Regions from separate parts of the Homo sapiens genome. Here region 1 is linked to region 2. Evidence: read pairs that join two places in POLR2A ChIA-PET (ENCODE). Cell type or tissue: Panc1. All regions are shown on one strand. Each heading gives the region's core, and the rest is flanking DNA. Links, peaks and the distances in the headings are about the cores only. Region 1 has its middle 14 kb from the start of AHSG. Region 2 has its middle 20 kb from the start of TRA2B.

Region 1 (15,155 bases), core at 4,331-12,330, 640 kb after region 2:
GGACTTCTTACATATTGGCTCAGGGCTCCCAAGACACGTTTCCCAAAAGGAAGTGGAAATGGGTAGAAGCTTTAGTTCTTCTTATGACTTAGCCTCATAAGTCGTGCAGCATCCTTTCCATCGCATTTTCATTTATGGAGGCAGCCACAAAGGCTCATCCCTCTTCCTGGGGAGGGGAATTAGACTGGACCTTTCAAGAAAAGAATCTTTAAGGTTCTGAAGGATATGTAGACCTGCAAATATTGTTGTGGCCATTTTTTGGAAAATACAGTTTGCCCCAGGTGATCAAATGAGACAGCCATACAATTAGCAGCTGAGACTGTGGAACATCAGAACAGCCATGGAGGGGCCACATAGTGCTCACAAAAGGCAAGTGAATTCAGAAAGAATGAGGTGACCATTTGCAAGTCCATGAGTACCAACCCCTATCCCTGCCATCAAGGAAGGAAAGCATTCTCGCAGCTGGAGTTTCAGGGATGAGATCTGAGCAAATGTCACACCATTCTGGCCCCTAGGATTATCCCTTTCTCTGCTGGGGTGCCTGGGAAATGTGGATTACACATCGGTGATATTAATGAGAACATGAGAGATGCTGATCTATGGACACTCGAAACTGAGAGGAATGTCAAATGACAGATCTGGTTTCTCACTATAGCTGCCAACACCTCTCAGATCCCAGTTCCAGAAAAAGAGGACAACTATCTGTTTTTTTAAACCTAATAGTATGAGAAAAGTCTCTTCAAGTAAATTGTATCTTCTACTACTCTACAGGACTCAACATAATCATCACTGAATTTATTTCTTCTGATTGCCAGGCACTGTGCTAGGTGCTGGGATATATAAGAGAGCTTTTTAACATAAAACGCACACACCTAATTAGCCAGCAAGCAAGACAAACAAAGGCTGAATCACTGGCCAGTAAGAAATCTTAAATATGTTAGTTAAACATGGAAAGTTGAGTTCATTTACCACAGAAAGAACACTTACAATTAAATTATGACAATGGCCGGGCGCGGTGGCTCATGCCTGTAATCTCAGCACTTTGGGAGGCCAAGGCGGGCGGATCATGAGGTCAGGAGTTTGAGACCAGCCCGACCAACATGGTGAAACCCCATCTCTACTAAAGATACAAAAATTAGCTGGGCACGGTGGTGCATGCCTGTAATCCCAGCTACTCAGGAGGCTGAGGCAGGGGAATCACTTGAACCCGGGAGGCGGAGGTTGCAGTGAGCCGAGATCACGAGATCACGCCACTGCACTCCAGCCTGGGCAAGAGACCGGGACTCTGTCTCAAAAACAAACAAACAAAAAAATGACAGTAAAACATGTTTCAACAGTCTATGCAATAAACAGAGAAGGAGGCCACACTCTGCATTGCCTGCATTATCCATCACAGGATTTTTGCCCTGGGCCTCACAAGCCCAGTCTGTTGATGAGCAAGTGGTTAAAGCTATGTCCCCTTCATGTGTGGCCATTGCCTTTGTAGGGGGCATTTTGAAGACATTGAAGAAGAACGTAAAGGATTCCTCGATTTTTGATCCACTTAGATGGTAAAACTGTAGATAATGAAAGAGATTTTAGAACTCAGAACAAGACCTTTGAGAAATTCTCTGTGAAGCCCATAAGAACAACCTAAAAATAGGCATTTCTACTTGCTATGGTTTGAATTTTAGCCCCCTCCAAAACTCATGTTGAAAATCCCCGATGTGGCAGTATTGAGAGGGGGAGCTTTTAAGAGGCGATTGGATCATGAGGTGATTGCCTTTGTGAATGGATTAATCTACTCATGGACCAGTGAATCAATAGGGTTGTTGGCTTTTATGAAGAGAAAGAGAGGCCTGAACTAGCATGCTCAGCCCCCTCACCATGTGATGCCCTGCACCATCTGGGGAGTCTGCAGTGTCCTCACCAACAGGAAGGCCCTCGCCAGATCTGGCCTCTTGAACTTGCACTTCTCAGCCTCCATAACTGTAAGAAATACATTTTTTTATTTATAAATTATTCAGTTCCAGATATTCTGTTACAAGCAACAGAAAACAGACCAAGACACTTTTTTTTTTCTCAGCTCATTGCAACCTCTGCCTCCTAAGTTCAAGGGATTCTCCTGCCTCAGGCTCCTGAGTAGCTGGGATTACAGGCACCCACCACCATGCCCGCCTAATTTTTATATTTTTAGTAGAGACAGGGTTTTGCTATGTTGGCCAGGCTGGTCTTGAACTCCTGACCTCAGGTGATCTGCCTGCCTTGGCCTCCCAAAGTGCTGGGATTACAGGTGTGAGCCACCTTGCCCAGCCCCAAGACACTATTGATGTGATATTTGAAGGCACTGAACTTGAAACTCTAGGGAAGAACTCAAACCAGCTCATCTGAGCATGTATGTGCATACAGAGAATTTGATCAAGGAAGGTAATGCAAAACTGAGCTGTCACAAACTATCACAGTACGTGGTTTCTAAAATTTATTTCTATGGTGGCCTTTGAAGCACAAACCTTAGGAATTTTCAAGCCCAGACTTTTATCAGCATGGCTCACTTCTGAGAGGAACTGGCTGAGCTGAGAAGTAGCCATAGGCTACCAGCCCTGAGTGTGGTGTCTCTGGAATTCTGGTGATATGAATCCCACATGAATATGAATCCCAGAATGATAATAAAATTTTGGACACTGTGGCCAAACCGTGGATAATTCCTGGATCCACTCAGTGCACAGATATCATGTTGTCTTTTATTTAACTCTTGCTATAGAAACTGAGAGCCCCCTCAATTACATAGACCTAGGTCCAGGAAGGAAACACACTTAATTGACACACCGCACAGTTGTCCAGAAAGCAGTATGTGAAACTGCAGTCTTCTCATTGGTTTGCTCAAACATGATTGTGCTTAGCTCCGAGTCTACAGTTCTAAGTCCAAGTGCTGGCTCTGCGGTGAGACTGGATTTAAATCCCTTCTCTTCCAATTATTAGCTCCATGACCTTGAACAAGTATGACAACCTCTCTGAGCCTCCTCACCCAACTCATATTGTGAAGATTGAACAATATGATATATTTAAAGTACCTGGTATGTAACAAGCACTCATTAAATATTAGGTATTATTACTGTTATATAATAAATGTGACTAAACTTTTTGAACCAATTTGCATCTCTGTTAAGACATATTTTTGAAACACTAACAAATTTCCCCAATGTCAAACAGTGTAAAACATTCATTGACCTGCACAGGTGTGGATTTCTGACCCCGTGACACCCTTTCCTTGGGAAAAAACCAAGAATGTCTCCGCTGAAGAATATCTGCAGAGAATACATGGAAACCAATCCTACATTCTCAGCCTGCTCTAGGCCCAGAAAAACAGAAACTGCTATGAGGGCTATTACTAAACATGGAAAGAGGGAAAGATAAAACAGCCACAGAGCCTCGGGAGAAATGAGAGCAGACATCTCAGGAGCTGGCCTGAGACACGCCACCTGGCAGAGTGTTTGTATAGCAGGAAGCCTCAGACCTCTGACCTTCACTGCTAGAGATCTGGCAGTCCAGAGTTACAGCGCTTGGTGTGACCCATTGCCTTTCCCCACCAGCACTAGGGTAACCAGATCATCTCTGTTTGCCTGGGACTTTTTCTGTTTTAGCACTGAAAGTCCCATGTCCCAGAAACTTCTCAGTCCCAGACAAACCTGGACAGTTGATCCTTCTAAGCCCCAGCATGAAAGGTGCTGCTTGCATGGAAGCCCATGCAGCTCACGTCATTCAGAACTGTTATGAGCAAGTGCAGAGTGATGGCTGAAGGCACAGGAGGGGCTAGAGCTAGGCTGAGTTCTGAGACTGTCTCATGAAGGAGGAACTCATGAGAGCTGTGCATGGAGACCAGGTCGGGCTGCACCATAGCACAACTGTCACCCGGGTGAACACGTGCCAGGGGAGGGCCAGACCAAGGCAGAGCCTTCCCAAGCTGGTTCACAGATTGGCACACACTGAAAACAACATTCTACATTGCACATTTACGCAGGGGACAGGGAGAAAATAATTTTGTTTGGTACAAGTTGTATATGCACCCTCTTCCTTTATATTAAAGATAAATTATTGCATGTGCTGACTATATGATAAAAACATAAGCATAACTATAATTGGCTTTCATTTCCATTTTCTGTTTATTTTAATGAATAATGTTAAACACTTATACATACTAAGAAGATAGGCTACTTACATGGTTATGGGCTTAAAGGCCTCTGGGGAAAAATATATATAATATATTTATAAATAAATATATATTATATATAAAATATAAATATGTAATATAAAATTTATATATAAATATATATAATATAAACATTGTATATTATATAAAATATATATCATATAAACATTGTATATAATATATATAATATAAACATCATATGTTATATATAAATATATATATTATATATACATTTTGACAGAGTCTCACTCTGTCACCCAGGCTGGACTGCAGTGGCACAGTCATGGCTCACTGCAGCCTTGACCTCCCAAGCTCAAGCCATCCACCCATCTCAGCCTCCCAAGTAGCTGGGACCACAGGTGCATGCCACCATGCCTGACTAATTTTCATATTTTTTGTAGAGACGAGGTTGTAAATATCTTTAAATTTTTTTTTTCTAATCGTATGTTGGCAAAATTCTCCCACTTTTGTTTGCTGTATTCCTTTAAAAATTTATTATTATTTTTAAAATACTGTTTATTAATGTTTTTATATAGAGATGTGGATCTCACTATGTTGCCCAGGCTGGTATTGAACTCCTGGGCTGAAGCGATCCTCCCGCCTCGGCCTTCCAAAGGGCTGCGATTACAGGCAGGAGCCACCGTGCTCAGCCTGTTTGCTCTATTATTTTTTAAATTTTTGTTTGTCTCTTTTTGTTTGTTGTGTAGTTATTAATTTTATGAATCTCCTTAAGGTAAATATTAAGGGATTTTTACAATTTAGATAATAAAATATATTAGTTGTTTGCTATAAACAGTGATATTTCAGATTTTTGGCTGACTTGGACTCCTGACAGCTGGCAACAGCCCACTGGCTGGTCTGAGAGTCCCTGTCACAGTCTGAGCTTGAAGGCACAGTTTGCAAAAACCCTCAAGAAGGAAAGCCCAGAACCAGCAAAAAACATCTTTTTTTTTTTTTTTTTTTGAGACGGAGTCTCGCTCTGTGGCCCAGGCTGGAGTGCAGTGGCGTGATCTCGGCTCACTGCAAGCTCCACCTCCCGGGTTCATGCCATTCTCCTGCCTCAGCCTCCCGTGTAGCTGGGACTACAGGTGCCCGCCACCACGCCTGGCTAATTTTTTTTTGTATTTTTTAGTAGCGACGGGGTTTCACTGTGTTAGCTAGGATGGTCTCGATCTCCTGACCTCCTGATCCGCCCGCCTCGGCCTCCCAAAGTGCTGGGATTACAGGCGTGAGCCACCGCACCCTGCCACAAAGAACATTTTTTAAAATGTTCCTCTATTTGCATGAAAGGGCACTGCCTGCTGTGGAAAGGATGGATCCGGTGCACATTCTATCAACTATGGAGAGTCATGCAGGGAAACAGATTGGTTGCTGTCCAGCTTCCAGGTCATTCTAGTGTCATATTAACTCCCCTTTCCGAGTGCTGCCCGGGGCCTATTCATGCCTACCCCTCCCCATATGACTCAGGGAGGGGCTCTCTGTACTCTTGGCAGCCAGAGAAAAGCCCATGATCTCTGGTGTAGAGATGAAGTGGGCACAATTACATCAAAAGGAGAGAGGGAGAGCTCACTCGTGAAAGCTTTCATTTGGTATAAAGAAACAATCAGGGGGAGAAACGAGATGGGGGTGAAGCTGGAGATATTTCGGATGATAATCTACCTCACTTTCCCTGTGGCTATGTTCTGGGTTTCCAATCAGGCCGAGTGGTTTGAGGATGATGTCATACAGCGCAAGAGGGAGCTGTGGCCACCTGAGAAGCTTCAAGAGTTAGAGGAATTCAAAGAGAGGTTACGGAAGCGGAAGCGGCGGGAGGAGAAGCTCCTTCGCGACGCCCAGCAGAACTCCTGAGGCCTCCAAGTGGGAGTCCTAGCCCCTCCCCTGATGAAATATACATATACTCAGTTCCTTGTTATTCAAAAAAAAAAAAAAAAAAGAGAAAACATCAGGAGCAATTGTAGGTTTCTTCAATGGGAAAAATAAGATTAAAACAATATACTTCATTGCTTAAACATTTATTAAACAGCCACTATGTGCATGAACTTCAGGAGGCACTGGGAAACCAGGGATACCCAGAGCCCAGCTCCTACACAGAGGAGTCCAGCCAGTGCAGGGTGGGGTGCAGGCCGTGCTCCAGCCTGTCCTCCGCAGCAGATCCCTGAGCTCAGACTCCTCCCAACACACAGCTTAAGAAGGTGCCTTCCAATCTATTAGGCATCCTCATCTGGGGTTTGCTGATGATGAGTCTGGTTTTCTTTCTTTCTTTCTTTCTTTCTTTCTTTCTTTCTTTCTTTCTTTCTTTCTTTCTTTCTTTCTTTCTCTTTCTTTCTCTTCCTTCCTTCCTTCCTTTCTTCTTTCTTTTTTCCTTCCTTCCTTCCTTCTCTCCTTCCCTCCTTTCCCTTCCTTCCTTTCTTTTTCCTTCCTTCCTTCCCTCCCTCCCTCGCTCCTTCCCTTCTTTCTTTCTCTTTCTTTCCCTCTCTCTTTCTTTCTTCTTTCTTTTTCAAAACAGAGTTTCACTCTTGTTCTCCAGGCTAAAGTGCAGTGGCGCGATCTCAGCTCACTGCAACCTCCGCCTCCCAGGTTCAAATGATTCTCTTGCCTCAGCCTCCCAAGTAGCTGGGATTACAGGCGTGCGCCACCATGCCTGGGTACTTTTTTGTATTTTTAGTAGAGACGGGGTTTCACCATGTTGGCCAGGCTGGTCTCAAACTCCTGACCTTGAGTGATCTGCCAACCTCAGCCTCCCAAGCTGCTGAGATTACAGGTGTGAGCCACTGTGCCCCAGCCTGGTTTTCTTTTTTTTTTTCTTTTGAGAAAGAGTTTCCCCTTCGTCACCCAAGCTGGAGTGCAATGGCACGATCTCGGCTCACTGCAACCTCTGCCTCCTGTAATCCCAGCTACTTAGGAGGCTGAGGCATGAGAATTGCTCAATTGCTGGGATTCCAGGCACACACCTCCACGCCTGGCTAATTTTTGTATTTTTTGTAGAGATGGGGGTTTCATCATGTTGGCCAGGCTGGTCTCGAACTCCTGACCTTGTCATCTGCCCGTCTTGGCCTCCCAAAGTGCTGGGATTATAGGCATGAGCCACAGCGCCTGCCCTGGTTCTGGTTTTCTCCACTCCTGCAGCATGGTTTTCATCACCTTCTCCCACCTCCCCTTCCTCCTCCTTCACACACATTCTTCTTTGAAAATGTCATCACCACCTCCTCTATGTATGGCACGGAACCAGACCCTGGCCACCGCTGTTTATAGCAAGAGAAGCGGACCATAGTAGAGGAGCTGTGCCAAGCAGGCCCTGTGCTCTCAGGACAGCAGTAAGTTGTAGCTGCTCCAGACCTGACACGTGTGCTCTGAAAGGTGACTTCATTCCTTGTTGATGAATGCATCTGAATGGAAAGTGTTAGAATGATAGGAACTTTAAGTCACACACTTATTTTAGTATTTAACAAAATGCCTCGGCTAAGGAAAAAACTAAACAATTGAGGCAATTGCAAAAAATCAAAGTCTGACAACCTCATGGTTATAGCCCTGTTTCCAGAGTAGTAGGCCCCCTGGCTCTGCCCTTGTGCACCCCAAAACAGCCTGGCCTGTAAGTGGAAAAGTACATGTGGCATGTGTGTGTGTGTGTGTGTGTGTGTGTGTGTGTGTTAGAGACACCATCAGAGAGTGGCAGGGCAGAGACAGAACTTAGGCTCGTAGCTGCTGGTGGGTTAGAATTTCTACTTGGGTGGAGCTCAGGTAGCCTGGCCGGTGGTGAGGTGGACTGACATGTCACAAAGTGGCGCTCACATAGCATTTTATGTTCAACTGAGAAAACACCAGTCATTCATAGCAAAGGAAGGGAAGTGCTGACGGAAATTAGGGTGCCCTAGGCCCCATCCCCATCCACTCCAGGTCACCCTGTATGCCCCGATTCCCTGCTCGGGTTCTCTGGTCAATAATTTTTCCCTGGACACTGAATAACAAAAGGACTTTGAACTTACACTTCATTACATCAGAAAGTCACTGAACCTTGACCTGTTAGTTTTGGATTTTCTACCAAGAGATAATGCTGCCGCCCCTCTTTACAATCTCCTCTTTACATGTCGTCTCTGTTGGTTTAAACTGTCCTTGGTAACCATTTCCTATCCCTTCTTAAATGTGACGTTCCCAAATTTCTTTTGGTTAAGGGTTGTATTCTCTGTTCACTTTTCAGAATATGCTGTGTTTTAGTATACAGTGAGTGGACATTGTTTTTTAGCAGTGATCAAATGACATAGGAACTATGAGAGGACCACTCCCTTCTTCAGGGCGTGACTGCCTGCCCTGGGCACTGCTGCCTTCTCCTAGACACTGCGGCCTGTTGCTGGGCACTGCTTCCTCGACCCGGGCACTGCCCGGCTACTGGACCCTGCCCTCTCCTGCCCCAGCTGAGGCCACGGAGCACCCAGGGCCATCCAGAGCTCTGTGCAGACTGTAGAGGAAGGCCTCTTTTCTCTGCTGTGTTACAAGCTGTCAACAGGCATCAAAACAGAGATACCTGAACTTCCTGGGGTCCTCTAGGGACAGTCTCTTCAGTTCTTATTTGTAACAGAACTTGGATATGAGTTCAAAGTAGGGCTGAGCCAGAAGCCAAAACTAAGCAACACTCTTGTTGTTCCCATTGATCACGGAGGCTCTGTTACCAGGCCAGGCCTGTTGGTCCTGACTCTCCAGCCCTACTGCAGGTGGTCCGTCCCACTAGTTCCCAGAGAGCAGCAGCACAGCTTGGAGGAGGCTGAGGCTCTGGGACTGCACAAAACATACTAGCTATCTATGCAACTCTGTCCTGTTTAATTCAGGAGCGGGAGCTGAAACTTTTAGAAGCTATGGGACACATATTGGAAAAGAAAAATCAAAGCTTGGCAGGGCGTGGTGGCTCACGCCTGTAATCCCACCATTTTGGGAGGAGGAGGTGGGCGGATCACTTGAGGTCAGGAGATCCAGACAAGCCTGGCCAACACGGTGAAACCCCCTCACTACTGAAAATACAAAAAATTAGCTGGGCATGCTGCCGGGCACCTGTAATCCCAGCTACTTGGGAGGCTGAGGCAGGAGAATCACTTGAACCCGGGAGGCGGAGGTTGCAGTGAGACGAGCTTGCACCACTGCACTCCAGCCTTCCACTCCAACAAGAGTGAAACTCCATCTCAAAAAAGAAAGAAAGAAAAAAGAAAAATCAAAGCTTGTTGAGCAAGTGGCAAGGTTCAATATTTATGCAAATCTAAGGAATACAACAACATGTACATTGGCACGTCATTCACAATATGCTGAGTTAATATAAGTGATGACAGTCATATGTTCATAGACATACAATTTCAAATGCAAATTTTAGGATAGTCAGTTGAGGGTAGAAATTGTGAGATTTTTAAAAGAAAAATGCCTTTTTCATTTTATGTTGTTTCTCATCTGTGTCACTATGGTATGACTCTAGGTGATTTTGTAAGAGCCAACACTTGCACTGTTTTCTGAACAACTCCAGGCTTCTGTTTGGGGAAACCCACCCTGAGGGAGTGAAGCAGGAGTTGTCGCACTGTGGGGCACACGACACAGGGCAGGATTTGGATCCTGGTCAGAATTCTGCCTCTACCTCTTGCCAGCTGTGCAAATCCCTACACAGAAGTTGTGATATAAAAGATCAAGAGAGCAAGATAGATGATGAGAATTGTATATTTTTTCTTTTCTCTTCCTTCCTTCGTTTCTCTTTCCTTCCTTCCTTCCCTCTTCCTTCCTTTCTTCCCTCCCTCACTCCCTCCCTTCCTTACTTCCTTCCTTCCCTCCCTTCCTTCCTTCCTTCCTTCCTTCCTTCCTTCCTTCCTTTCTTTTTCTTTCTTTTCTTTCTCTCTCTCCCTTCCCTTCCCTTTTCTTTTCTTTTCTTTTCTTTCCATGTTTTGCTACATTGCACAGGCTGGACTCAAACTCCTGGGCTCCTAGTAGTCTCATCAGCTACTAGATACTCCTAGAAGCTGGTGATACTATAGGCACATGCCATGACACCAAGCTTGATAGGGATTCTTAATTGATTTTTCCCTTGGTCTGTATTTGATCTATTATTTGACCTGTTTTAAGTATTTTTCTTTTATTTAAATGACAATTTTTTCCCATTTTTTCGAGTCAGGGTCTCACTCTGTCACCCAGGCTGGAGCGCAGTGGTATGATCATAGCTCACTGCAGCCTCAACCTCCTGGGCTGAAGCAATCCTTCCACCTTAGCCTTCAGTGTAGCTGGGAATGCAGGTGCACGCCACCATAACAGTTATTTTTTTTGTTTTTCCTAGAGACAGCATCTCACCATATTGCTGGGCTGTTCTCAAACTCCTAGGCTTAAGTGGTCCTCCCAACTTGGCTTCTCAAAGTGCTGGGATTATAGGTATGAGCCACCACGCCCAGCCTCAATTCCATATTTTTCTTTTTTTTTTTTTTTGAGATGGAGTCTCACTTTGTCACCTAGGCCGGAGTGCAGTGGCACAATCTCGGCTCACCACAACCTCCACCTACCAGGTTCAAGTGATTCTCCTGCCTCAGCCTCCCGAGTAGCTGGGATTACAGGCGCCCATCACCACTCCCAGCTAATTTTTGTTTTTAGTAGAGACTGAGTTTCACCAGGTTGGCCAGGCTGGTCTCAAACTCCTGACCTCAGGTGATCCGCCTGCCTTGGCCTCCCAAAGTGCTGGGATTACAGGCTTGAGCCACCGCGCCCGGCAGTGACCATATTTTCAATTTAAAATTTCTGATTCTTTAAAAAATCTGCTTTTCTCCAGCTGTGCCTTGAGGTTTCGATGAATAACATGGCTGGATTTAATTTATTAGTTGGGCAGGCACCTAGCAGAGTGGTAATTGGAAGAAAGGATTTTAAAGACCTTGAAAAAGGCTCCCTATAGAAAGGCCACCTGAGCATGGCATTCCTGTGGAAGGGCCTAGATGTGAGCAGCTCAAGAGCAGACTCCAGGTTCACAAGGATTTCTACCATTCCCTAAGCAAAGTCCATACTCCTACACCTCGACTTTGCCAACATATTCCTTCCAACCGATAGCCGTACTCCCATTTCTATCTATCCAAATCCTGCCCATCCTTCAGGGTCAAATTCAAAGTGTCCCCTGTCCACAACACCTTCTTTCCTCTCCCCCTGTCCACCCTCAGCTGGAAATGATCCACTCCCCCCACCCCACCCCCACTCTCCTGCAAATGCCTACAGCACTTGGTTCCTCTAACGTACTAGTTATGATTAATGACTGGCTATATGATTTACATGGCCCAATGCAAGATGAAAACCCAGGGCCCTTGCTAAAAATTCAGGCTGGTCAACATGGTGAACCCCTGTCTCTACTAAAAATACAAAACTTAGCCAGGCAGGGTGGCACATGCCTGTAGTCCCAGCTACTCAGGAGGCTGAGGCGGGAGAATCGTTTGAACCTGGGAGGCGGAGGTTGCAGTGAGCCGAGATCGCACCATTGCACTCTAGCCTGGGTAAAAGACCGAGACTCTGTCTTGAATAAAAAAAGAATTTCAAGACAGCCACAGCAGAACATTCCACAGGCACAGGGTCCTTTTAAGTGCAGGGGCCTGCACAGGACACACACCTGGAAAGCCAGCCCTGGTGATTATACTTGCAGACTCCAATGGGAAGCTGAAAGTCCACTGGGCAAACACAATCTTTTAAATGCCTACGGAATCCCCTCCCAGGGAAGCTTCTGAGCTGCTCGCCTCTCCTTCCTCAGCCCTGTTTCATTGTCCCAGCACCTCTGTGCCTGCTTCTCCACCTTGCAGGAAACTTAGCTGTGTACTCGCATCCTGAGCCCCAACCAGCCACTCTGACCTATGCCTACTGCCTTCTTCTCTTTGAGTCCTGCCTCATTGGGTTCCCTGAGTTGGCCGCTGTTCCTTGTAGCACAAAGAATGGGGAAAGATTGATCGGTTACTTTCCTACAGTACCACTATCCCCCTTTTGTTCCGGTTCCTCTTGTTACAGGAAGTTGCCGACACACAACCCTCTCTTTGCCAGCCTGTTGATGGAAAAAGATGTGACCTCTAGCACTGTTTACCTGTTATATTTCTACCGTCTGAGTAAGTGGTAATATAGCCGCTTACCTGATGCCAGGAATGCTAAGCATACCGTATTACTTAATGCTCTCATTAGTCCTTTGAAGTATACATTGCTGCTATTCCTTTTACAGAAGGATAAAATGAGATGCAGTGAGTTAAGTAATTTGCCTGAGTTGTTAAAGCTAAGGAACCCTTACTCTTAGCCACCAGGATGTATCGCTTCTAGAGACAGGCCACTCGAAGGCAAAGACCGTATCTTGGTCTTTAGTGTTCCCTATATTGCCTCTTTGTGCTCTCAGTCCTAGTGTATTATTAGAGCTATAAAGAACTCTCATTTATCGGCCAGGCGCGGTGGCTCATGCTTGTAATCCCAGCACTTTGGGAGGCCAAAGCGGGTGGATCACCTGAGGTCAGGAGTTCGAGAGCAGCCTGGCCAACATGGTGAAACCCCATCTCTACTAAAAATACAAAAATTAGCTGGGTGTGGTGGGCACCTGTAATCCCAGGTTCTCGGGAGCCTGAGGCAGGAGAATCGCATGAACCCAGAAGGTGGCGGTTATAGCAAGCCGAGATCGCGCCACTGCACTCCAGCCTGGGCGACAGAGTGAAACTCCATCCCAAAAAACAACAACAAAAAAGGACTCCCATTTATTGATACCTTACCCTGTGCCAGGCCCTACGCTGAGCATTTTGCAAATGTTATCTCACTAAATTTTCAGCTCATCTCTACTAGCCAGGTTTTACTGCCCGTATTTAACAGATGAAGAAACAAAGGCAGAGCCAGATTTAATCTCTAGTTAGGTCACATAGCAAGTAAATAGTGGCACCAGGGTTTGGACTTGGGTCTATCCTGATTCTCCATGTAAGCTCCCTCATCAGGTTGCTCCCACACCTCTTCCTCCCACCCATCCAGCCTCTCTCCATCTTACCCTTACCTTCCTGCAAGTATCCATCCTCCCACGCCTCAGTCTCCATTAGAATCTGAATTCTGGCAGGGCGCGGTGGCTCACGCCTGTAATCCCAGCACTTTGGGAGGTCAAGGCAGGCAGATCACCTGACGTTAGGAGTTCGAGACCAGCCTGGCCAACATGGTGAAACCCCATCTCTACTAAAAATATCAAAAATCAGCCGAGCGTAGTGGCGGGCACCTGTACTGTAATCCCAGCTACTCGAGGCTGAGACAGGAGAATCGCTTGAACCCAGGAGGTGGCGAGATTGTGCCACTGTACTCCAGCCTGGGTGAGAAGAGCAAAACTCCGTCTCAAAACAAAACAAAACAAAACAAAAACAAAAGAATCTAAATTCTGGAGGCTCAATCTGTTGTTTAACCTACCAAATGATCTCGCTGCCTGTTGCATAATCCCAGCACAGACAGAAAACTGCCCACATTAGCTGCCCTGTCCCTGTGATCTGCACCTTCTCAATTTCAATTTGTCTCCTTTTACTATTCTAACAAGAGCATGAGAGGCAAAGACTGCCCATATCCTCAAGTGTATTCAAGAGATCAGACAACAAAGAGTGAAGAAATGCTACAGCCAAGAGCCATGCCAGATCCAAGCAGAGTAGGAGGCTTAGTCCCCTCTTATGGGTCTTCCATTAGCCTCATATATTTTCCCTCTCAACATTCAAGAAGTCTCATCAAGGTAGTCTATGGAGAAGAAGGACTTGTTTGTTGGTTTCATTGTTAATCTTTCTGAGGGTCCAGATATGCCTCTGAAAACCAAGAGAACCCCTCCTGTCCTGCCAGTAGCAGCTGGCTAATCTTCATCCTGTAATTGTTGAATTGTCCACATGTACACACATGTGCATGCACCAGATCACACCCACTCAGAGAGCTAAGAATTAATTTCACTCCTAATCACAGGATGATTCATCCTATTATTTAATCATTGGTGCTAGTCTTGCCTGGTCAATAGGATGATGATGTAGTCTCAAAACTAATTCACCTGAGAAGTATGTAAAGGAATAGGGATATTGGAGGCCAGAGAAGGAAAACAAGATACAGCACAGATGTCTCTAAATACCTGAAGCATAATATAGAGACCAGGGATTTAGTCTGTATAGTGTTTTAGTTCGGGTAACTCCCGAGGGCAGAATCTGGGTTTGTTGGTCAGGTTACAAGGCAGGCAGGGAAATCTCTTAGTAATCAGTGTGAAGCAACAATGGAATGGGCTGCAGGAGTGGGAGAGAGGCCCTCATATCTCCACATCCTCAAGCAGACACCAAACACTGGAAGGAAGCTCTGCATTGAGTGATGGGCTGGTCCAGAGCAACCCCGTCAGTGATCAGGTTTGGGGCCCAACTGTGCTGGGCAGGAGGCAGGTGCTGGAAATCAAGGGTAAATAAGGCATGGACACTGCTGTCATCTGGAGACCCTTCCACCTCAGGGACTGTGCTCCTCAGGCTGAGGGCAAGAACCACAGCTTACACTTCCCTCGTGTGTTCACAATAGTTGTATGGCATCAGACCCAACAGTGAACACCCAGAAGACAAGAATTATACCTTCCATTTGTGTTTCCTTAGCACCTAGCACAATGTCCAAGAAACAGTTTTGAAGTTAAGGAATGTGTCCAGAGAATACCCAATATGTGTCAATAAATGGATCCACAGAATCTTCAATATTGACTCATTGTTGAAAGGACCCATTTTAATCCCAATAGCCTGCATGATGGATAAAGAAGTGCCTAAATGTAATAAGGAGCAATGAATTACTTGACTCCAGTGGCCTCTGTGTAACCTTCACTGGTAAGGCCATGGCTTTTCTGAAAATCTCCGTGACCAAGGACATCAGCAAGCATAGCACAGGGCTCATTAGAAGAAGATGATTTCACCTGCCATCTTCCTTCTTGTCTGAAGAGTGCCACTCACTCGCCTTGCTTTGAAGACATCAAAGTCTGGTGACAGAAACC
Region 2 (15,155 bases), core at 3,851-11,850:
CCAGGATGGTCTCGATCTCCTGAACTCCTGATCCGCCCGCCTCCGCCTCCCAAAGTGCTGAGATTACAGGCCTGAGCCACCGCGCCCGACCTTCTATTAAGTCTTAAACTGGCTACCAGTGTACTAGGAAATTTTGTTTGGTATAAGATATAGATCGTATTATTTTTCTCCATATAGATATCACCAGTTTTCCCAACATTGGGTATGAAATAACTTGTCCTTGGCTCCTCTGTGGTGCTACTTTTATTGTATATTTCCATATATGCACATGTCTATTTCTAAGCTCTCTACTCTTCCATTTGTCTACTTGACTGTGCCTGCAACAATATTGCTTAAAACATTTTATTACTAAGGCTTTATGGGCGTGTCATTAAAACTGGTAAGACGAGCCTCCCTTTGCAATTATCTTTTTGATGCGTCAGTTTGGTTAGTTGTTCAATGAAAATGAATCTAGGTGTTGCCAGGAAGGTATTTTGTAGATGTGATTAAAATCCATTACTCTGTTAAATTTAAGTGAGGGAACTTGTCCTAGATAAACTGGGTGTGCCTAATTCAATCAGTTTAAAGATCTAAAGAGCAGAGGTGGGGCTTCCCTAAGGAAGAAAAAATTAGTCCTGTGGACTGCAGAGTCCTGTCCCTGAGAATCCCAGCCTGCCTGTCCTGATACCCTGCTGTATGGATTTCAGACTTGTTGGGGGAAACCCACACAAATTCTGTGAGCCAATTTCTTGGAATAATTCTCTTAATATATATCTCCCATATAGGGAGGGTACTGTTTTTCTGTCTTAACGCCAATACACTTTCTTTATATTTTTTAAAAGATTGACTTAGTTATTTATGAAACTTTATTCTTTTAAATAAATTGTAGAGATGTTTATTGAGTTCCTCAAAAAATGTAAAATTTTGATTTTCTTTTTCTTTTTTTATTGATATATAATAGTTGTACATATTTTGGGGATCATATGGTATTTTGATAATTGCATACAATATGTAATGATCAAATTAGGGCAATTGGGATAGCCATCACCTCAATCATTTATCTTTCCTTTGTGCTGGGAACATTTCACATCTCTTCTAGTTATTTTGAAATATACAATAAATTATTATTAACTATAATTTTCCTACTGTACTGTATCGAATACTAGAACTTACTCCTTTTATCTAACTATATTTTGTTATCCCTTAACCAACTTGTCTTCAGCCCCCTCATCTCTTCCTCACCTCTGATAACCACTACTCTCTACCTTCATGAGAATGAGAATAACTTTTTTTTTTTAAACACGGTCTCACTCTTTCACCTAGACTGGAGTATAGTGGCGTGATCTCAGCTCACTCCAACCTCCGCCTCCCAGGCATGTCTTTCTATGCCTGCTTATTTCACTTAATATAAGGAACTGGATCTCCAGTTCCATTCATGTTGCTGCAAATGACATGATTTTATTATTTTTTATGGCTGATTAGTATTCCGTTGTGTATATATACCACATTAAAAAAAATCTATTCATCCACTGATGGATGCATAGGTTGTGGCCCTCTTGGAGCTTGTCTTTATTTAGAATTGTGATTTTTTTTTTTTTTTTGAGACAAGGTCTTGCACTGTTGCCCAGGCTGAGTACAGTGCATGATCACGGCTCACTGCAACCTCAGCCTCCCAGGCACAAGCATTCCTCCCACCTATCCTCCCAAGTAGCTGGTGATATGGGCAGGAGACAAGGAAATACTGGGTAGAAGAGGGCGGCTCCCTGGCAAAGGCCCTATCCTCAAGCCTGGATACCTGCAGCCCTAAATGAGAACAGGCATTTCTGTTTTTGTGTCCCAGAATTTGCCTTTTAGCCTGCCAGGTCCCCTATCCTGCCCCAATAGAAACCCCAAACCTCAGGCTCCAGAGGAGACCGGCAGAGCAGCAGAGCAGCAGACCAGCAGACCAGCAACAGCAGAACAACCAGGCAGAGAAAGGGAGAAGAGGCGGGACATCTGGATGCCGAGGGGAGTTTGGCCAGGGGCCGTTGGAGAAGAAGCCAGCTGCTGGAAGAGGCCAGCTGCTGGGAAGATCACTTTCCCACTCCATCCCCCCTTTCAGCTCCCCACTCATCTTGCTGAGAGCCACCTCCACCACTCAATTAAACCTTGCACGCAGCTGGGCACAGTGACACATGCCAGTAATCCCAGGACTTTGGGAGGCCGAGGTGGGCAGATCACCTGAGATCAGGAGTTTGAGACCAGCTTGGCCAATATGGTGAAACCCCGTCTCTACTAAAAATACAAAAATTAGCCTGGCTTGGTGGCAGGCACCTGTAATCTCAGCTACTTGGGAGGCTGAGGCAGGAGAATCACTTGAACCCGGGTGGCGGAGGTTGCGGTGAGCCGAGATTGCGCCACTGCACTCCAGCCTGGGTGACAGAGTGAGATTCCACCTCAAACAAACACACACACAAACAAACAAAACCTTGCACTCATCCTTGGAGCCTGTGTGTGATTCGATTTTTCTGGAACACTGGGCAAGAGCTCGGGATATGGAAGTCTGTTACACTGGCCCTCTGCCCTTGTGTTAAGAGCTGATTAACACTCAAGCCGTCTGCAGACAGCAAAGCTGAAAGAACTTGGTAACACTGGAGTTGCAGGCACCCACCCCTAGACACTACTGCAGGGCTGAGAGCCCAAAGCACTTGCCCTGGCCTCTGCACCTGCCTGTTTGCATGCTCCCCCTAGGGATTTGAGCTGCAAGGTGACGGAACAGGCAAGTTGCATCCCTGTCGCACATCCTGCAAGGGGAAATCAGGGAACTCTCCCACTTCCCTGGGACTATAGGTGCAAGCCACCATACCTGGCTAATTTTTCTGCATTTTTTTGTAGAGATAGGATTGCATCATATTGCCCAGGACGGTCTCGAACTCCTGGGCTCAAGCAATCTGCCCGCCTCAGCCTCCCAAAGTGCTGGGGTTACGGGTGACAGCCACCACGTCTGGCCTTATTTCTCTTTATAAATGAATTGTTGTTTTTTGAGCACTACCATTTTAGGCAGGAGGTGGGAGAAGATAAAGTGTGAGAGGCTGGTTGGGGTAGCAAACTAGGCTGATAGTGAAAAAAATGTGTTGAGAAATAACAGCAGTTAATTTCTTTTGAATGTGTCACATAGATTAAGTGGTTTAATTTTATTGAATCCTCACTACAACTATATGAGGTAAATACCATTATTACACCCATTTTACATAGATGAGGACATTGAAGCTGGGAGGAATAGTAAAACTTGCCCAAGGTCACAGCCTGTAGGTGGCAGAACTTGGTGTTAAACATTAAACCCAGGACTGTCATGCTCAGAAGCTTTAATCTTTATGATATACAGCCTTCCAGTTCAGAGTAAGCTGGGCTGAGCTAATTATACTTGGAAGTAAGAGATAAACGTAGGCAAACGATTATACAGCTGAATGTTAGGAGTCGAGAATCCTGCTCATTTTCTTCATTGGACAGACCCCAAAAGCAGACTTTTTTTTTTTTTTTTTTTTTGAGACGGAGTTTCGCTCTGTCGCCCAGGCTGGAGTACAGTGGCGCGATCTCGGCTCACTGCAAGCTCCGCCTCCCGGGTTCACGCCATTCTCCTGCCTCAGCCTCCCGAGTAGCTGGGACTACAGGCGCCCGCCACCACGCCCGGCTAATTTTTTGTATTTTTAGTAGAGATGGGGTTTCACTGTCTTAGCCAGGATGGTCTTGATCTCCTGACCTCGTGATCCGCCTGCCTCGGCCTCCCAAAGTGCTGGGATTACAGGCGTGAGCCACGGCGCCCGGCCCAAAAGCAGACTTCTTTCATCAAAGGGACCCTAAATAAACACCTTGACCTCAGCTCAACAAACTGTCAAACTTAAAAAAGGAAAAAAAAAAAAAAAGGGCATCATTGATGATGCTCTGCGAGCACAGTGCTTTTTTTTTTTAATGGTTTGTAAGTTTAGTGGGTTTGTCCTGGTAGAGATTAGCCTAGGTAAAAAGCCACAGCTTCTTGCTCGCAGTGTAAATGTTTATAGACTGGTGCTTGCTCATTTTAGCTTTTCTTGTTGAGTCACTTATACGTCTCATTTTTCCTTACAGATTATTTCAAAAATAAACTTTTTACTGAAGTTGAAGATACATATAGAAAATTACATACATCTTAACTGTAAAGCTGAATAAATTTTTACAAAATGAATGCACTCATGCAGTCAATACCCAGATTAAGAAATAGAACATTACTAGTCCTTCTGAAGTTCCCATTAAGCGTCTTTCAGTAACTTTCCATCAAAGTATCCATTATTCTGATGTCTACGCTGTGGATTAGTTTTTCCTGTGGTTGAGTTTTATAGAAATTGAATCATGTGCTATACACTCCTTTACTTTTTTTTGCTCAACATTATATTTGTGAGATTCTTCCAGGTTGTTGCGTGTTGCTAAAGTTAATTTATTCTTTTTGCTGTATGGTATGTCATTGTTTGACTATGCCACACTTTACCCTTCTAATCCTTAGAATTGGACGTTTGGGTTGCTTCCAACTTTTGGCTACCATAAGTAGTGTGGTCATGTCCTTGTAGACTTTTGATTTTTTTTTTTTTCAGTCAGCCTTTAAGATGTGCAGCTCATCATATCATGCTGTAATCAAGATGTGACAACAGTCATGTCATGTCATGCCACCCAGTCCTTTGGCTGTACCACCAATGTATTGCATAAAACCACTCGATTACTCTTAGGTAATATGTATGTGTGTACATGTTCATGTGTGTGTGTGTGCATGTACAGATTTTTTTTCCTTTACATCCTTGAATCACATTATATATGAAGTTCTCTATACTGCTGATGTAGCGGCTTCATTGTCTGGGGTAAATAGCTGGGATTTGTTGTCTCGCACCAAGATTAAAGACATGGACACACGCAAGGAGTCAGTTTAGGAGTAGAGGTTTAATAGGCAAAAAAAAGAGAAAGGAGAGCAGTTTCCTCTCTCTTACCAGACAGAGGGGCGTCTGAAAGGGAAAAGCTGGCCTGCGGTGGACCATAGCAGATTTTACAGGTAGGCTTGAGGAGGCAATGTATGATTTATGTAGGGCCCACAGATTGGTTTGACCAGGTGTGACATTTACCTAGCTTGTGGGGAAGGCTGGTCATCCCACCCTAATCTTATTATGCAAATGGGCTTTCCACTTGGCCAGTGCCATCTTGTCTGCTCCTTGCTGTATGCATGGCTGGCAAAGAGAAGGGAAGATGGATCTGCCATTTTGATCATGCGTAGTCCCAGGTAGCCTTTTCCTATTGGCACGACTGGCGACATTCACCTGTGCAAGTTTCCAGCTTGCTTGTCTATGTCTGCAGCTTGATTTTACAGGCTGCTCTTTGTTAGAGAAGAAAATGATGTTGGGGCTGCTTTTCATTAAAGGGAAAACATTACTAAGGACTTCCTTATCCTCACTATCTGCCTAAGTAATTTCTTTTTAACTCCTATGTCATTGATTCTGTATGACTTTGCATTGTGAGCATTTCTCACTTTATAAAAATTCCTGCAAAATGTAATTTTTAATGGAGATCTCTATCATTCTGTCTTATGGCTCTACCACAATTTATTTAACTAACCCCCTAATGGTTGATATTTAGCTTATCTGCAGTTCTTGTCAATACAAATAATGCTGTGGATAAACTACCTTGGATGTAAATCTTTGTCTCTTTTGCGCCTCTGCTTTGAATGGGACTGAAAATTCCCTGTATGGTTAGTGTGGGACTTGTAGTTTAGGGTAGCAGAGGCACTATATATCTTTCTTGTGACATATCTCGCTTTATTCCATTAGTATCTTCATCTTGGAAATGAGAACATACAGTTTCCCACTTACCTGGGCCCTCTGGATGTAGCTTGTCCAGGCCAGCCACTGCAACTTTGCCCTCAAGAAATGAACACTTGTGTATAACCAACTCTTTTAATCTTTACAACTCCAGAATTTACCTCTCAGTTTCATTGCGGTTTACAATTGTGGAGGAGGGAACTTAGAATTGCTTCCTCTTGGGAGAATAATCGGGCAGGAGCAGGAGATGTAAATGAAAGAGTAGAGGGACAGGTAAAGGGCAGAGGGGCTGTAGATCCATGATTTGCCCCTGTTTTGGGTCTGTATTCATTTCTGTTTGGCAACAAAGCTGAGGTATCATTTAGGTAACCGCTATTTTCAGTTTCCATCCATATGCTATTATAGTCCATTCATATGCCATTCTATTTCAACTGCTATTTTCTTTTTTTTTTTTTTGAGACGGAGTCTCGCTCTGTCACCCAGGCTGGAGTGCAGTGGCGCGATCTGGGCTCACTGCCAGCTCCACCTCCTGGGTTCATGTCATTCTCCTGCCTCAGCCTCCCGAGTAGCTGGGACTACAGGCGTCCGCCACCATGCACGGTTAATTTCTTTTTATTTTTGGTAGAGACAGGGTTTCACCGTGTTAGCCAGGATGGTCTCAATCTCCTGACCTTGTGATCCGCCCGCCTCGGACTCCCAAAGTGCTGGGATTAAAGGCGTGAACCACCGCGCCTGGCCTCAACTGCTATTTTCAATTCCATTCATATGCTATTATGAATATATGATTGGTGGAGTTAGGTTCCTGAGAAAGCTGAAGGGCGTGGAGGCAGAATTCAGAAACATGTTCATATCTTTCCTATTAAAATAATTACAGGGCCAGGCCTGGTGGCTCACATTTGTAATCCCAGCACTTCGGGAGGCTGAGGCAGGAGGATCACTTGATCTCAGAAGTTTGAGACCAGCCTGGGCAACGTGGCAAAACCCCGTCTCTACAAAAAATACAAAAATTAGCTGGGAATGGTGGTGCATGCCTGTAGTCCTAGCTACTCGGGAGGTTGAGGTGGGAGAATCACTTGAACCCAGGGGGCAGGGTTGCAGTGAGCTGAGATCATGCCACTGCACTCCAGCCCGGGCAACAGAGCAAGACTCCGTCTCAAAAAAAAATTCCACTTTATCTTGTAACCACAGTTCACTTGTCCTTCCTTCATGGCAGGGCTCTTCAAAGGAGGCATCTGCACTTGTATTCTTCACCTCCTCACCTCCCAAGATGTAGTTTCAATTCCAACCAGTCCAACTCTGAAGTCATTCCCCGTGACCCCTGCTCCTGCTCACCATTCCCCATCCAGTTGGCAGAGTCATTTTTTTAGCCCTTTTTCTTCCTTACTTTCCCTTTCTCCACATCCAATCAATCATGAAGACCTTCTCAGTTTACCTCTTAAATTTCTTTCACTTTACTCCCATTGTCACCACCTGTAATAATTTGCTATGGCTGCCATAACAAAGTACCGCCAAGTTAGTGGCGTAAGTAACAGAAACGTATTGTCCCATTGTCTCTTGTTGGTTGGAAGTCGAGGTGTTGGCGGGGTTGGTTCCTTCTGGGGGCTACGAAGGAAGGCTCTGCTTCAGCCCTTTCTCCTTGGCTGGTAGATAGCCAGCTTCATGATCATAGGTGTTCTCCCTGTATCTTCACATTGCCTTTCCCCAGTACCTATCTGTGTCTCAATTTCCCCTTTTACCAAGGATACCAGTCATATTGGATTGGGACCCACCCTAATTATTTCATTTTACCTTGATTAGCTTTGTAAAGATCCTATCTCCAGGCCAGGCATGGTGGCTCACGCCTGTAATCCCAGCAGTTTGGGAGGCCGAGGCGGGCGGATAACTTGAGGGCAGGAGTTCAAGACCAGCCTGGCCAACATGGTGAAACCCTGTCTCTATCAAAAATGCAAAAAATTAGCCAGGTGTGGTGGTGCACACCTGTATGCCCAGCTGCTTGGGAGGCTGAAGCAGGAGAATCACTTGAACCTGGGAGGCAGAGGTTGCAGTGAGCCAAAATTGCACCACTGCACTCCAGCCTGGGCAACAGAGCAAGACTCTGTCTCAAAAAAAAAAAAAAAAAAAGAACCCTATCTCCAAATGAGGTCACATTCTGAGGTACTGGGGATGAGGACTTCACCATGGATTTTGTTGGTGGAGGGAGGACACAATACAACTCCTGACGCTGCCTCTGTTCAAGCCTTTAGTGTTTCTCACCTATGTCATTTCTTCAGGATAAGCTTAGGACTGTCCCTGCTTCCAGCATTGTCTTATTTCAACCCAGCCACTACTCTGCTGCCAGAAGATCTCATAATACTGCTGTGGCTGTTGGGATAAGCCAAGCTCCTCACCATGCCTAGCATGCCCTTTGTGTTCTGGGCCTTTGCTCTCCTTCCGTCTTATTTCCTGCTGCTCACATAGCATTGCTGCAGCCATCATGACCCTGTGGGATCATTGCCCTGCCTTTGGGCTTGGCTGTGTGAAGTTTTTCCTGCCTGCGATGGTTTCTCTCCCTACACTCCCTGAATAAATGACTCATGTTGGGTCTTCAGGCCAACTGCAGCATTATCTCCTCTGAGAAAACCTTCCCTAATTCTGGGTTTTGTGCTTCTCCTCCATGACTTAGGTCCCTTGAGTTTCCTTTGCCATTGCCCTGTACTACAGTTTTATTTATTTATGAGCTTAGCCCCCTTACAAGAGCCACATCACCAGGACATCTAGTTCAATGCCTTGTATACCAAAGGCACTCAATGCACATTTGCTGAACAAATAAATATGTGAGTGAATCAGTCTTCATTTAGAAAATTGCAGTGTCAGCCCAGGTGCAGTGGTTCATGCCTGTAATCCCAGCACTTTGGGAGGCCGAGGTGGGTGGATCACCTGAGGTTGGGAGTTCGAGACCAGCCTGAACAACATGGTGAAACCCCACTTCTACTAAAAATACAAAATTAGCTGGGTGTGATAGTGCATGCCTGTAATCCCAGCTACTTGGGAGGCTGAGGCAGGAGAATTGCTTGAACCCGGGAGGCAGAGGTTGCGGTGAGTTGAGATTGCGCCACTGCACTCCAGTTTGGGCAACAAGAGTGAAACTCCATTAAAAAGAAAGAAAGAAAGAAAGAAAGAAAGAAAACAGCAGTGTTGGCTGAGTGCAGTGGCTCATGCCTGTAATCCCAGCATTTTGGGAGGCCAAGGTGGGCGGACCACCTGAGGTCAGGAGTTCGAGACCAGCCTGGCCAACATGGTGAAATCCCCTCGTCTCTACTAAAAATACAAAAAAAAAAAAAAAAAAAAAAAATTAGCCAGGCATAGTGGCACGTGCCTGTAATCCCAGCTACTTGGAAGGCTGAGGCAGGAGAATCCTTTGAACCCAGTGGGTGGAGATTGCAGTGAGCTGTGACTGTGACATTGCACTCAAGCCTGGGTAACAAGAACAAAACTCCATCTCAAAAAAAAAAAAAAAAAAAAAAAGAAGAAGAAAAGAAAAAGAAAAAAAGAAAATTGAAAATTGCAGTGTCACAGTGAGTAAGTGGACTAGTGGTAACAGGAACAAGGAGGGGCACAATAAAAGGCGTGGTAATTGGAATGGGTTTATAATTCTCACCAGAGAAGAAACACAGCATTTCGGCTGGTGTCGCTGCTCCAGGGAAAGTTCTGTTACTCCACTGACTCTCTCTTTTCCTGATAACATGGCCAGCAAGAAAGTAATTACAGTGTTTGGAGCAACAGGTAAAAAGTCTTTAATTTTTAGGGCATGCTGACTTTGCTCACTCTCCTGTCTTCCTGTTTGTAACTTTAGAGCCTGCAAGTGTGGGCTGAACAAAGAGCTCTTTGGAAGAAATTTTTTAAAGTATCCTATTGCTTTAGTTCTTGATGTGGTAAAGGGGTGGCATGATTTGATTTGTAACTTGATCTCAGCAGGACAAGGACACTGACGTAATCTCCCTTTCCCAGTCATGGGGCTAACTGGTTGGTATAAGTCTCATTTCAACATAAGCTATACTCTGAAGTCTTCTCTCCACTCACTTCCTAATAAGCAAAAGGTACAAGTGTGAGGGGCCTGGGGGTTTGTAGTGAATATCCAATGCCTGACCAATCTTCCAGGGAGTCTGCAAGGATGGAGTGTGTGGGAAGTTTGCATTCCTGGCTCCCTTACAGTTTGTTCCTCAACAGTCAGAGCCATCTTTGCACAATATAAATCAAATCAGGTTTTTCTCCTTCAATCTATTCTCATTTCAGCCTCCCAAGGATCCATTTGAAACTGTCAGATCATGTCAGGCCTCTGCTCAAAACCCTCTAAAAGATCCCAGCCCCATGGCACTCCCAGTAAAGTGCAAAGTCCTGCTAATGCCCTGCAACAGGGCCTTGGAAATGTTGTGTCAGAACTCTCTTCCTGCCACCCTCCTCTCACTCCGCTTCATTACCCTGGCTTTCTTGCTGTTCCTCCAAAACAATCCCACAAATACAAAGGCTCTGGCCTTTGTATTGGCTGCTTCTTCAACCTAGAATGATCTCCCTCTGTTACTGATATAATTTGACTGTGTCCCCACCCAAATCTCATCTTGAATTGTAGTTCCCACAATCCCTACATGTCATACGAGTGACCAGGTGGAGATAAATGAATGCTGGGGGCGGTTCCCCCAGCCTGTTCTCATGATAGTGAAAAGAGAGAGTTCCCTGGTCCTGGTCCCCCACCACAGGGTGTGCCACAGGGGTGTGGCTCTCTGTTCTGCCACTGCAAGCTCAAACTCTTTAAGAGATGGGGAGCATGCATACCGGTAGGTGCAGGAACTGGGGCAAGTGCTTTTGGGCTCCAGCCCTATGGCAGCATCTAGGGGTGGGTGTCTGTAACTTTCAAAGCCCAAGTGTGCATGTGTTACAGTGCACTCTTTTAGCCTTGCCATCCACAGATGGCTTAAGGGTTAACCAGCTCAGTGAACCCTCTGCCTTTTTGCAAAAGGAGGGGGCTAGTGTGACAACTTTCTGTATCCCAAGCCCTCATCCAGCATCCCAGAAGAATCAGGTCACACATGGACTTGAAGGATGAATGCAGGGGTTTTATTGAGTGGTGGAAGTGGCTCTCAGTGGGATGGTTGGGGAGCTAGACAGGGGATGGAGTAGAAATATGATCTTGCCCTGGAGTTTGGCTGTCCAGTGGCTGATTCTCCGAACATCCTCAGCCAAACTCCTCCTGACGTTCCTTCTCTTCTCTCCTCTGCTGCACCATTCTGCCATCTGTTTGTCTCCTTGTCTCCTAGTCTGCTTCTGGAGCCTGGGGTTTGGGGCTTATATGGATACAGGATAGGGGTGGTGGCAGGCCAGAAGGCAACTTTTGGGGTGCAAAAACAGGAATGCCTATTACTTAGGGCAGCAGGTATCCAGGCTTAAGGGTGGGGCCTTTGCCAGGAACCACCCTCTTCTACCCAGTATTTCCCTGTCTCCTGTTCGTATCAATAGTGAGTTCGTTCTCATGAGATCTGGTGGTTTTACAAGCGGCTTCCCCCTTCACTGGGCCCTCATTTTCTCTGCTGCCACCCTGTGAAGTGGTGTCTCCCGCCATGATTGTAAGTTTCCTGAGACCTCCCTAGCCATGTGAAACTGTGAGTCAATTAAACCTCTTTTCTTTATAAATTACCCAGTGTTGGGTATTTCTTCACAGCAGTGTGAGAAAGAACTAACACAGTTACCCACTGCTTTCCCCCTCATGCCATTCAGGTCTCTGCTTAGATGTTACCTTTTCCATGGGGACTTTCCAGACCTCTATATTTGAAATTGCAACTCTGCTTCCACCCTGCCCATGTCTGGCTCCCTTCCTTACTTCAATTCTTCTATTTCTGCCTGTCTTTCCACACTAGAATATAAGCTCTATGAGAACAGGAATTTGTCTGGAGGAAGTCAAGGGCTAAAGCAGGAAGCAGAGTGAAATAAATTCTCAAAAATCAACAGTCAAGTATGATATTAAAAGGAGAAGAAGAGGCAATGGAGCGGGGGATGACTCTATTAAGCGTTAGGGTGATGGTAAAGATGTTGGCTTTTCCTGAAAGAGAAAAGTGATCGAAGGGTTTGGTTTTTTCAGTGTGTTTGTGTTTAGCTACAGGGTCTCACTGTGTTGCCTGGGCTGGAGGGTAGTGACTCTCCATCCCAGGAGCCATCATAGTACACAGCCTCAAACTCCTGGGCTCAAGTGATCTTCCCACCTCAGCCTCCCAAGTAGCTGGGACTGCAGGATTGCAACAGCATACCAGACACTGAAGGATTTTGAGCAGAGGAATCACATGACTTTGGTGTTAAAAGGATCATTTTAGCTTATGCTTTGTGAAGGGACTATAGGGGATAAGGGCTGAAGCAGGAAGACCTGTTAGGAGGTGGTTGTCATAAAATAGGCGAGATGATAGTAGCTTAGACCAGGGTGGTAGCAATGAGATTGTGGAGAGTGGTCAGATTCTGTGGAGGTTTTAAAAGTTGTGTTGGCAGGATTTGTTGGTGGACCAGATATCAGGGGTAAGAAGGGAAGAGTTGAAAATGACTCTGAAGTTTTATGGCTTGAGTAACTGGAAGAATAAAGTTGAGATTCACTGAAATATGGGAGACAGTGGGGAGGAGGAGGTCAGGAACTCCTTAAACTTGAATTGGTCTCATTAAACTTGAGTTGCCAACTAGGCATCCAGAGACTGGGTAGGCAGTTGGATAAGATTTTTGGGAGTGGCCAGTCACTCTATTAATTCTGTCTTCTAAATCTCTCTGATTTTTTCCATTCTCCCTCTTAGAAGCTTTTTCCACACTCCATTTGCCTTCTCTCCATGTTCCACCTTTAAACAGAACCATCTTTCAAATCTGATTAATTTTTCAAACCTTGTAGACAGCTAATACCACCTTGTATCACATTCCCATTCTCCTTCATTACTGCTCAAGATGTAAGCCCCTCTGGTTATTAGTCTCAACCCTATATTTCGCCACGCATCCTTTCCTTGACCCCACATCTCAGACTCCCTTGCCTACAAAACCTTCTCACGGTACCCTTCTGTTCCAACATCAACATCTTGCTAAATGCCCCCTCAACCTCTTTGAATAAATGGTCACACTTGACTTTTCTCTCTCAATCCTCCCTGTTCATCATCACCACATCCAGTTAATCACCAAAATCCTGTTGATATCATCTTGTCAAGGAAAACTGTGAAGGCCCGGCGCAGTGGCTCACGCCTGTAATCCCAGCACTTTGGGAGGCCGAGGCCGGCGGATCATGAGGTCAGGAGATCGAGACCACCGTGAAACCCGGTCTCTACTAAAAATACAAAAAAAAAAAAAAAATTAGCCGGGCGTAGCGGCTGTCGCCTGTAGTGCCAGCTACTCGGGAGGCTGAGGCAGGAGAATGGCGTGAACCCGGGAGGTGGAGCTTGCAGTGAGCCGAGATCGCGCCACTGTACTCCAGCCTGGGTGACAGAGCGAGACTCCGTCTCAAAAAAAAAAAAAAAAAAAAGGAAAACTGTGAAAGACTTTGAAATGGGAAAAAAAGGTTGCTGGGTGTCCATGCCCAGGGCACCGTTCTCACTTTTGTGAGCCTTTCCTTGTTTTTAAGATATCTATAACTCTATAAGTTGTAGCAAATAGATAATAACGCAACCGATTCTTGTCCATAGAAATGCAAATGAAGGCCGGGTGTGGTGGCTCATGCCTGTAATCCCAGCACTTTGGGAGGCCGAGGTGGGCTGATCATGAGGTCAGGAGTTTGGGACCAGCCTGGCCAATATGGTAAAACCCCGTCTCTACTGAAAATACAAAAATTAGCCAGTCATGGTGGCAGGCACCTGTAGTCCCAGTTACTCAGGAGGCTGAGGCAGGAGAATCGCTTGAACCCAGGAGGCAGCAGTTGCAGTGAGCTGAGATCACGCCACTGCACTCCAGTCTGGGCAACAGAGCAAGACTCTGTCTCAAAAAAAAAAAAAAAAAAGAAATACAAATGAATTGTGTCTGGTGGACCACAATTGATTATTGCCTGGTGGATATTGACTGGTTTTGTCCCTAATTGTACATTCATTTTAGCATTTTGGCATTCTTGATTGCCTACATATATGTGTGTTCTTTGAATTTTTCTTATAACATTGTACTGGTTCCCTCATTAATTAATGAGTTAAATAAAATTTTGACACATTCATTTTATGTGTGTACAAATTATCATTTTACTCTTTAAAAATGTATCCTTTAATATTCTGAGTATCTCTTAAATTTGCATTATTCCCTCCACCTGAATAACCCCTTCTAGCACAGGTCATTATCAACCTTTACCTAGATTATTTTAAAGCCCACTAATTGTACCCTTGTCTGTGGTCTCTCTATCCTATTCCACACTCTCCATTAACCAGAGCACTTTCCCAGCATGTAAGTCTGAACATACTGCTCAATTTCATAAAATCTCCTGCTCCCAGAACAAAGTGCAGCCCTCTAGGCCTATTTTGCTTCTCCAGCCTCATGTGTGACATTGACCTGCAGTTCTCAGTCAGATTCATTTCAGTTCTCTGAATTCACTCCCTTCTCTGTCACCTCTAGAATAAAGCACTTGCAATTGCTTTGCATGCAACACACTCCACATGCCTCTCTTCTCCCAATTCTTGCCTGTTCTTTAGGGCTCATTTCTGTTACCACTTCCTTCAGGAAGCCTCTCTCTAGTCTGGGTTAGATGCTCCACTTATGTCCTCCTGTGTGCCCTCAGCCCTTTACCTCCTCCCCTAATAGCACATATCACGCTGTATTATAATTGCTCTTTAATGATCTCCTCTGCTAGTCTTTAAGCTCTGTGCTGGCAGGTGCCATGTTCAGGTTTGAATCCTGAAATCCTTACTTAAGCAGCTGTATAATCTGGGGTAAATCCTTGAACTCATTAGGCCATAATCCAATATATAATGTCTTTCATAAATTTTATCTTATATCCAACTTGTTCAAACCTGCTATTGTTTACCACTACATCCCCAGGGCATAGCACAGCATGTAAAAGTCATTCAAAAACATGGTCCCAGGACAATAACAGAAACCTCCCTATAAAAATCCTTTTCAAGGACCATGACCCACCCTACCTACTCCAGCACCCCCCAACCCCCTGCAAAAAGCACAAATTATACTCAAATAGAAAGTACTTCAGTTTGTTTAGATTTTTATTTTATAAAGTCAGAGTAAAATATTCAACCCACCTGCTTTTTAATTGTGAATGGTTCCATATAATGGCCATCCTAGGAGGGATGAAAAAGGGTTTTGTTTTACTTTCTCTAATTTATAAAGAAAAAAAGGTTTATTTGATTAATGATTCTCGTGGCTGGGAAGTTCAAGATTGTGCATCTGCAT

The links. ChIA-PET counts read pairs that join two places held together with the same protein. Peaks named below come from ENCODE experiments on the same cell type or tissue, not always from the same donor. Only the 100,000 strongest peaks of a DNase experiment are listed, where the experiment ranks them.
Region 1: POLR2A ChIA-PET joins it to region 2 with 17 read pairs; 2 of 35 experiments call an interaction of 5 or more read pairs at or near these places.

The regions. Positions count from the first base shown.
Region 1 is chr3:186,591,170-186,606,324 of GRCh38, forward strand. It overlaps the pseudogene PET100P1. Among named protein-coding and RNA genes, the nearest start is that of AHSG, 14 kb to the right of the region's middle. RefSeq lists an enhancer at 5,771-6,065. In Panc1, for the core only: no CTCF peak of the experiment used is centred there; a DNase peak (open chromatin) is centred at 7,524; H3K27ac peaks cover 438 bases.
Region 2 is chr3:185,950,528-185,965,682 of GRCh38, forward strand. It overlaps the pseudogene NMRAL2P. Among named protein-coding and RNA genes, the nearest start is that of TRA2B, 20 kb to the left of the region's middle. RefSeq lists enhancers at 1-394, 2,309-2,832. In Panc1, for the core only: no CTCF peak of the experiment used is centred there; no DNase peak of the experiment used is centred there.